Regions from separate parts of the Homo sapiens genome. Here region 1 is linked to region 2. A link is an interaction called in ENCODE POLR2A ChIA-PET data of the cell type or tissue named here. Cell type or tissue: Caco-2. All regions are shown on one strand. Region 1 holds the start of RHOT2 (ras homolog family member T2). Region 2 holds the start of ZNF598 (zinc finger protein 598, E3 ubiquitin ligase).

Region 1 (2,500 bases), 1.3 Mb before region 2:
GGGGCCAAGTGGGCTGACTGGTGCCCTGTTCCAAGACAGGTGCCTCACCTGTGCCCCGGGCTCCTCGTCTCTGGGGTGGGGTGAGGACATCTGCCCTAGAGAGGGTCCTGGAGTCAGGAGATGATGAGGCAGGTGAGGAACCAGGCACAGCGCCCAGCACAGGGCCTGAATGCACGGGTGGCAGCGACTTTTAAGGAGGGAACTGGCCCAGCTGCAGGCCGACAGCCTGGCAGTGATGGACCCCCTAGTCCCAGTGGCACGTGGAGGGCACAGCCAGGAGCCCTTTTAGCACCAGCTCCCCCGACCAGCATCATGCCCAGTGGGGACAGTCTGGGTGGGTTGGGGGAGCCCTCTGAGTGCTGCCTGGTCCTGGCCCTGGCCCACCTGCACCGTCTACCCACAGAGTGCATGCTGAGGCTGGTAGACTGTGCCATGGGGACTGCCCAAGACTTTGCCGGCCACGACAACGCAGTGCACCTGTGCAGGTTTACACCGTCCGCCAGGCTGCTCTTCACGGCCGCCCGCAACGAGATCCTTGTGTGGGAGGTCCCCGGCCTCTGAGATGCAGCAGGGACTGTGGTGGTGGGCATCACGCCTGGTCATGCCAGGCACCTGGACACAGGCTTGGCAGAGGCGCCAGGTTGTCAATGGCCTCATGCTGGGACAGGCCAGGATTCACGTAAATCGCCTGGAGCAAGCTGTTGTAAATTTGGCGCCCTGTGAATACTTTCATACCTGTTGCCCTTTTGCCTAAGAAATCTTTAATGTTTCTATCTTGTAATAAACATGGGCATTTATTGCATTATTGCTGCATTGTTGCACTGGCTGTCTCTGGTCACTCCTGGCCTGAGCTCAGCCTCTGCCCGTCCCTTAATCGGCTGTTTGTCAAGGCCCCTGTGGTGCCGTGAAGCAATGGCCGCTCGGCCTGCCAGGGCGCCAGGACCCTGCGCTGTCCGCCGTGGCCGGCGCGTCCACACGGTGGCGCGCCGCACAGCCTGTCCGCTCTGGCCCGCCCGGCTCGCTGGTGCGGCTGTGCGGGCGGGGCCGGAAGTGTGGGGACAGCGCGGGGCCGAGAACCGGAAGTGCGGGGCGGGCGCGGGGGCAGAGCGAAAGGCTTGAGGACCAGGTCGGGGCCGGGTTCCGGGTCGGGGAGCGGCTCCGGGCGGCAGCTATGAGGCGGGACGTGCGCATCCTGTTACTGGGCGAGGGTAGGCGCCGGCCCGGGGGTCTCGGAGCTGCGGCGGCCGTGAGGCGGGGTGAGGGTCTCGGGGGTCGGGGGGCGCCGTGACCTTGGCCCTCGCGCTGACCGCCTCGCCCCGCGCAGCCCAGGTGGGGAAGACGTCGCTGATCCTGTCCCTGGTGGGCGAGGAGTTCCCCGAGGAGGTAAGGGGCACGCCCGCCGCGGGGGTGGGAGCGGGCCCAGCCGGGGGTCCCTGGTGAGCGCGCGGGTCCCTTGCAGGTCCCTCCCCGCGCGGAGGAGATCACCATCCCCGCGGACGTCACCCCGGAGAAGGTGCCCACCCACATCGTGGACTACTCAGGTAGCGGCCGTAGCCTCCCGGGGGCCCGGCCCGCAGCGGTCCGGCGGGCCTGCTGGGTCCGCAGTGGAGTCTCTTTGTCCCCCTAGAAGCCGAGCAGACGGACGAGGAGCTGCGGGAGGAGATCCACAAGGTACCCGTGGTGCGCGGGACGAGGGAGGGGCTGGGCGCGGGCTCGGCCTAATCCGCTTCGCAGCCTGGGGGATTGGACCGAGGTGCTCCGGGTGTCCTTGGCCCTGATAATTCTGTGACCTCCGCACTGAGGGTTGTCGGGGCCCCTACAGCGCACCCCGCTGGGAGCCGGCACCGCTCAGTCCAGTGGTGCTCCAGGGATAACAGGACCCTTCCCCGCGGGCTCTCCCTCCCTCCTGCCGGGGTGGCAGCAGCGTTTGCTCTTCCTGTGGGCTCTGTGTGCGCCACGTCCCCGTGCTGTGTGCTCCAGCCCACCGTCCCGGCCTCCGGGCACCCGGAGCTCCCAGTACCAGAGCACGTGTGCCGGGGACATCTCCAGGCAAGGGCACAGGCCACAGCCACCCAGGGCAGCCCCTGCTGTTGGCACCCCTCACTGCGGTCCTGTCACTCTGTCTGTAGCGAGGGGGGAGGCAGGGGCCAAGGCGGCGGCTGTCTTGCAGGGTGTTGGGTTGCAGGTGTGGCCGTGTCTGTCCTGAGCCCTCTGCTCCAAGGGTCTTGCTGACCACAGTTATGCTTCTGGGGCCTGGTGTCCCTGCACTGGCAGTGGGCGGGGAAGAGGCTTCTCTGAGGGTTCAGCAGCAGCTCCCAGTGTGACACTGGGGAGTGCCTGCTCTGCCAACACCAGGCTGGAGGCAGGTTTTAGGGAAGGCTGGGCTTTCCCGGCCTCAGAGCTGCACCCATGCTACCTGTGAGCTTCTGGGGCCTCCTGGAGCCTCGAGATGGCGTGGAACGGCCAGGGTCGTCGGTGGTGAGCCAGCAGCCCTGTCACC
Region 2 (2,500 bases):
GCTCTGCATCACTTCTGGGGAGAAGAAAGTTAGATTCCTGGCAGATGTCACCAGCCGAAGCCTTCTATGAACAAACCGGGGGAATTTCACAATGCTGGAAGCAAACAAATCTCTAAGCTCAGCAAACCAACGGGCTCCAGCCAGGTGCCCACAGCCAGCAGCTGGCAGTGCAGTGAGGGTGGAGGAACGCTGCATGGTACCCTCTGACCCCTCCACGGCTTCCAAGTCTGTACAGTCAAAAACGTCTCCCATTCACTGCGGAGATGAGCGCCAAAGGCGGGGGGCGGCGGCGAGGAGGAGGACAACTTCCTAACACTTTTCTCCCTTCCCGCCAAGAAGCGCGAGGGGGCCTTCCCCTCCGACGGGCAGGTCTCCTTCCGAGGCTAGTGTCACCTCCACTCCACAGAGGAAAACGTCAGTCTCGGAAGGAGTTTGCTCAGGGTCATCCAATGGGGGCCCAGAAACACAGCTGGGCTGAGAATGCCCAGAGTTTGACGCCCTGCTTCCAGGACGGATGGCCTCCGCAGAGTCCCCCTTGCCTTGTTTCCTCGAATGGAGGACCCTGGAAAATAAACTCCTGAAGACGAGCAGGTCACCGAGTTCTCCATCTGATCAGGACCCTTCCTGAGGCCCGGCAGGAACCCCCGGGACACGGGGGAAGTCCCCAGGCTGTCCCCACAGGGCTTGCCCCCTCCTGCAACCCGCTCGGCCGCCTCCGGCCTCCAAGCCCCAACGCCCCGCCGTCAGCCGCACGGCCGGGACCCCGCCCTGGGTGGCCCCACCAGGCCTCTCTCGGAAGCCGGCGCCGCCGGGCCCACGGCCGGACCTCAGTGAGGCAAAGTCCCCATCCGGTCGCCGGGAGCCCCGCTGCCCCCGGGCCGCGCCCCCGGCGCCCCGCACCTGGCGCAGCTCCTCGCGGCACACGGCGCAGTAGCGCTGCTCGCAGAGCACCCGCATCTTGGTAGAGCAGCGGTAGCACACCGGGTGGTCGCAGCGGCCCCAGCGCCGTGGCCTCCAGGTCTCCGCAGCACAGCACGCAGCTCCCGCCTCCCCGCTCAGGAGCTGCCGCCGCCTCCGCCTCCATGTCCGCGCGCCGCCCCTCGGCGCCCCCCGGCCGCCGCCATGGTCCGGGATCCGGCCCCCCTCTCGGCCGGTCGTGGCGCCGAGCGGCCTGGCTCCCGGCGGGCCCGCCCCTTCCGGGCAAACGTCACCGCCCCACCCAGCAACGGGCCCGCCCGGCGCAAGTGCGCGTCGCGACTTCCGCCTCAGCGCGGCGCCGGCTAGAGCGGTGGCCCTGATAGAGGCCGCTCTACCATGAGCCGACCGCTCGAAGGTCCGCGCGGCCACGCGGCCAGCCCCGGGCTCCTCTGGGCCACGCGTGTCACGTCAACACTCGCCGGGCTCCACGAACTGGCGTTGTCAGATGAAACACGGCACAACTGGTTTGCATCTCAGATGAACAAGGGGTCATGTCTTAGTGTAAGTATAGCCCAAATATTGATGGGCTAGGCTCATACTAAAATGCTGCTCCTTATCTGAAATTGACATTTAAGTGGACCTGCCGTATTTGTATTTGCTAAATCTGGCCACCTTATTAGGAAACCGGTCTCTGGTATTTGGAACACACACAAGCGTGGTCCCGCCTCCACTTCCCTAATGCCCTGTTTAAATCCCTACATGAAAGACAACGTGAAAGGCAGCACGTGGTGACGTCCATCTCGCAGCCCAGGGCAGTCTCGCCAGGCCTGCCCAGAAGGGGCCTCTGGAAGGCACGAACGGAACCTGTCCTCTTTACGCTGGGCCCAGCACAGGACGTGTTTGGATGGATGCTGCAGTAACAGGGCCTCCTCCCTACCCTTGAGGGCCAGGCACACTCAGGACCTCCCTCCCTCTGCCATCCAGAAGGCAGGTCCAGATCTAAACCCTACTGGAAAAGAGGCAGTAAATTGTATCAATGAGCCTGAACTTTACTTACTTTATTTGAGACCGGGTCTTGCTCTTGCTGTAACACAGTGGTACGATCACAGCACACTGAGGCCTCAACCTCCTGGGCTCAAGTGATCCATGCCCAGTGAACTTGGACTTTAGAAACAGACACAAATGGGCTTGAAACCCCAATTTTGCCACTTGAAAAAAGCTGTCAGGCACAGTGGCTCAAGCCTGTAATCCCAGCAGTTTGGGAGGCTGGGTGGCCCGGATTGCTGGAGCCTGGGAATTTGAGACCAGCCTGGCCTACACAGTCAGGCTCCATCTCCACAAAAAAAATTTTTAGGCCGGGCGTGGTGGCTCACGCCTGTAATCCCAGCACTTTGGGAGGTTGGGATCACCTGAGGTCAGGAATTGGAGACAAGCCTGACCAAAATGGTGAAACCCCATCTCTACTAAAAATACAAAAATTAGCCGGGCGTGGTGACATGTGCCTGTAGTCCCAGCTACTCGGCAGCCTGAGGCAGTAGAATCTCTTGAAACCGTGAGGCAGAGGTTGCAGTGAGCCGAGATC

Evidence for each region. ChIA-PET counts read pairs that join two places held together with the same protein. Peaks named below come from ENCODE experiments on the same cell type or tissue, not always from the same donor. Only the 100,000 strongest peaks of a DNase experiment are listed, where the experiment ranks them.
Region 1: POLR2A ChIA-PET joins it to region 2 with 5 read pairs; 1 of 35 experiments calls an interaction of 5 or more read pairs at or near these places.

Annotation. Positions count from the first base shown.
Region 1 is chr16:667,029-669,528 of GRCh38, forward strand. It overlaps WDR90 (WD repeat domain 90), which reads left to right. Exons shown (of 41, transcript NM_145294.5): 41 at 404-802. The coding sequence ends at 561. It overlaps RHOT2 (ras homolog family member T2), which reads left to right and starts at 1,104. Exons shown (of 19, transcript NM_138769.3): 1 at 1,104-1,208; 2 at 1,325-1,383; 3 at 1,460-1,541; 4 at 1,628-1,671. The coding sequence starts at 1,172. RefSeq lists an enhancer at 815-1,496 and silencers at 882-1,221, 1,282-1,381, 1,482-1,571. In Caco-2, a CTCF peak has its summit at 970 (motif pointing right); a DNase peak (open chromatin) is centred at 1,063; H3K4me3 peaks cover 1,430 bases.
Region 2 is chr16:2,008,624-2,011,123 of GRCh38, forward strand. ZNF598 (zinc finger protein 598, E3 ubiquitin ligase) reads right to left here and starts at 1,198. Exons shown (of 14, transcript NM_178167.5): 1 at 1,115-1,198; 2 at 1,002-1,113; 3 at 901-1,000. The coding sequence starts at 1,124. It overlaps LOC124903626 (a long non-coding RNA gene), which reads left to right and starts at 1,262. Exons shown (of 2, transcript XR_007064941.1): 1 at 1,262-1,479; 2 at 1,685-1,965. RefSeq lists silencers at 497-566, 577-1,006, 1,097-1,316 and enhancers at 924-1,872, 1,397-1,556. In Caco-2, no CTCF peak of the experiment used is centred here; DNase peaks (open chromatin) are centred at 1,278 and 1,715; H3K4me3 peaks cover 2,020 bases.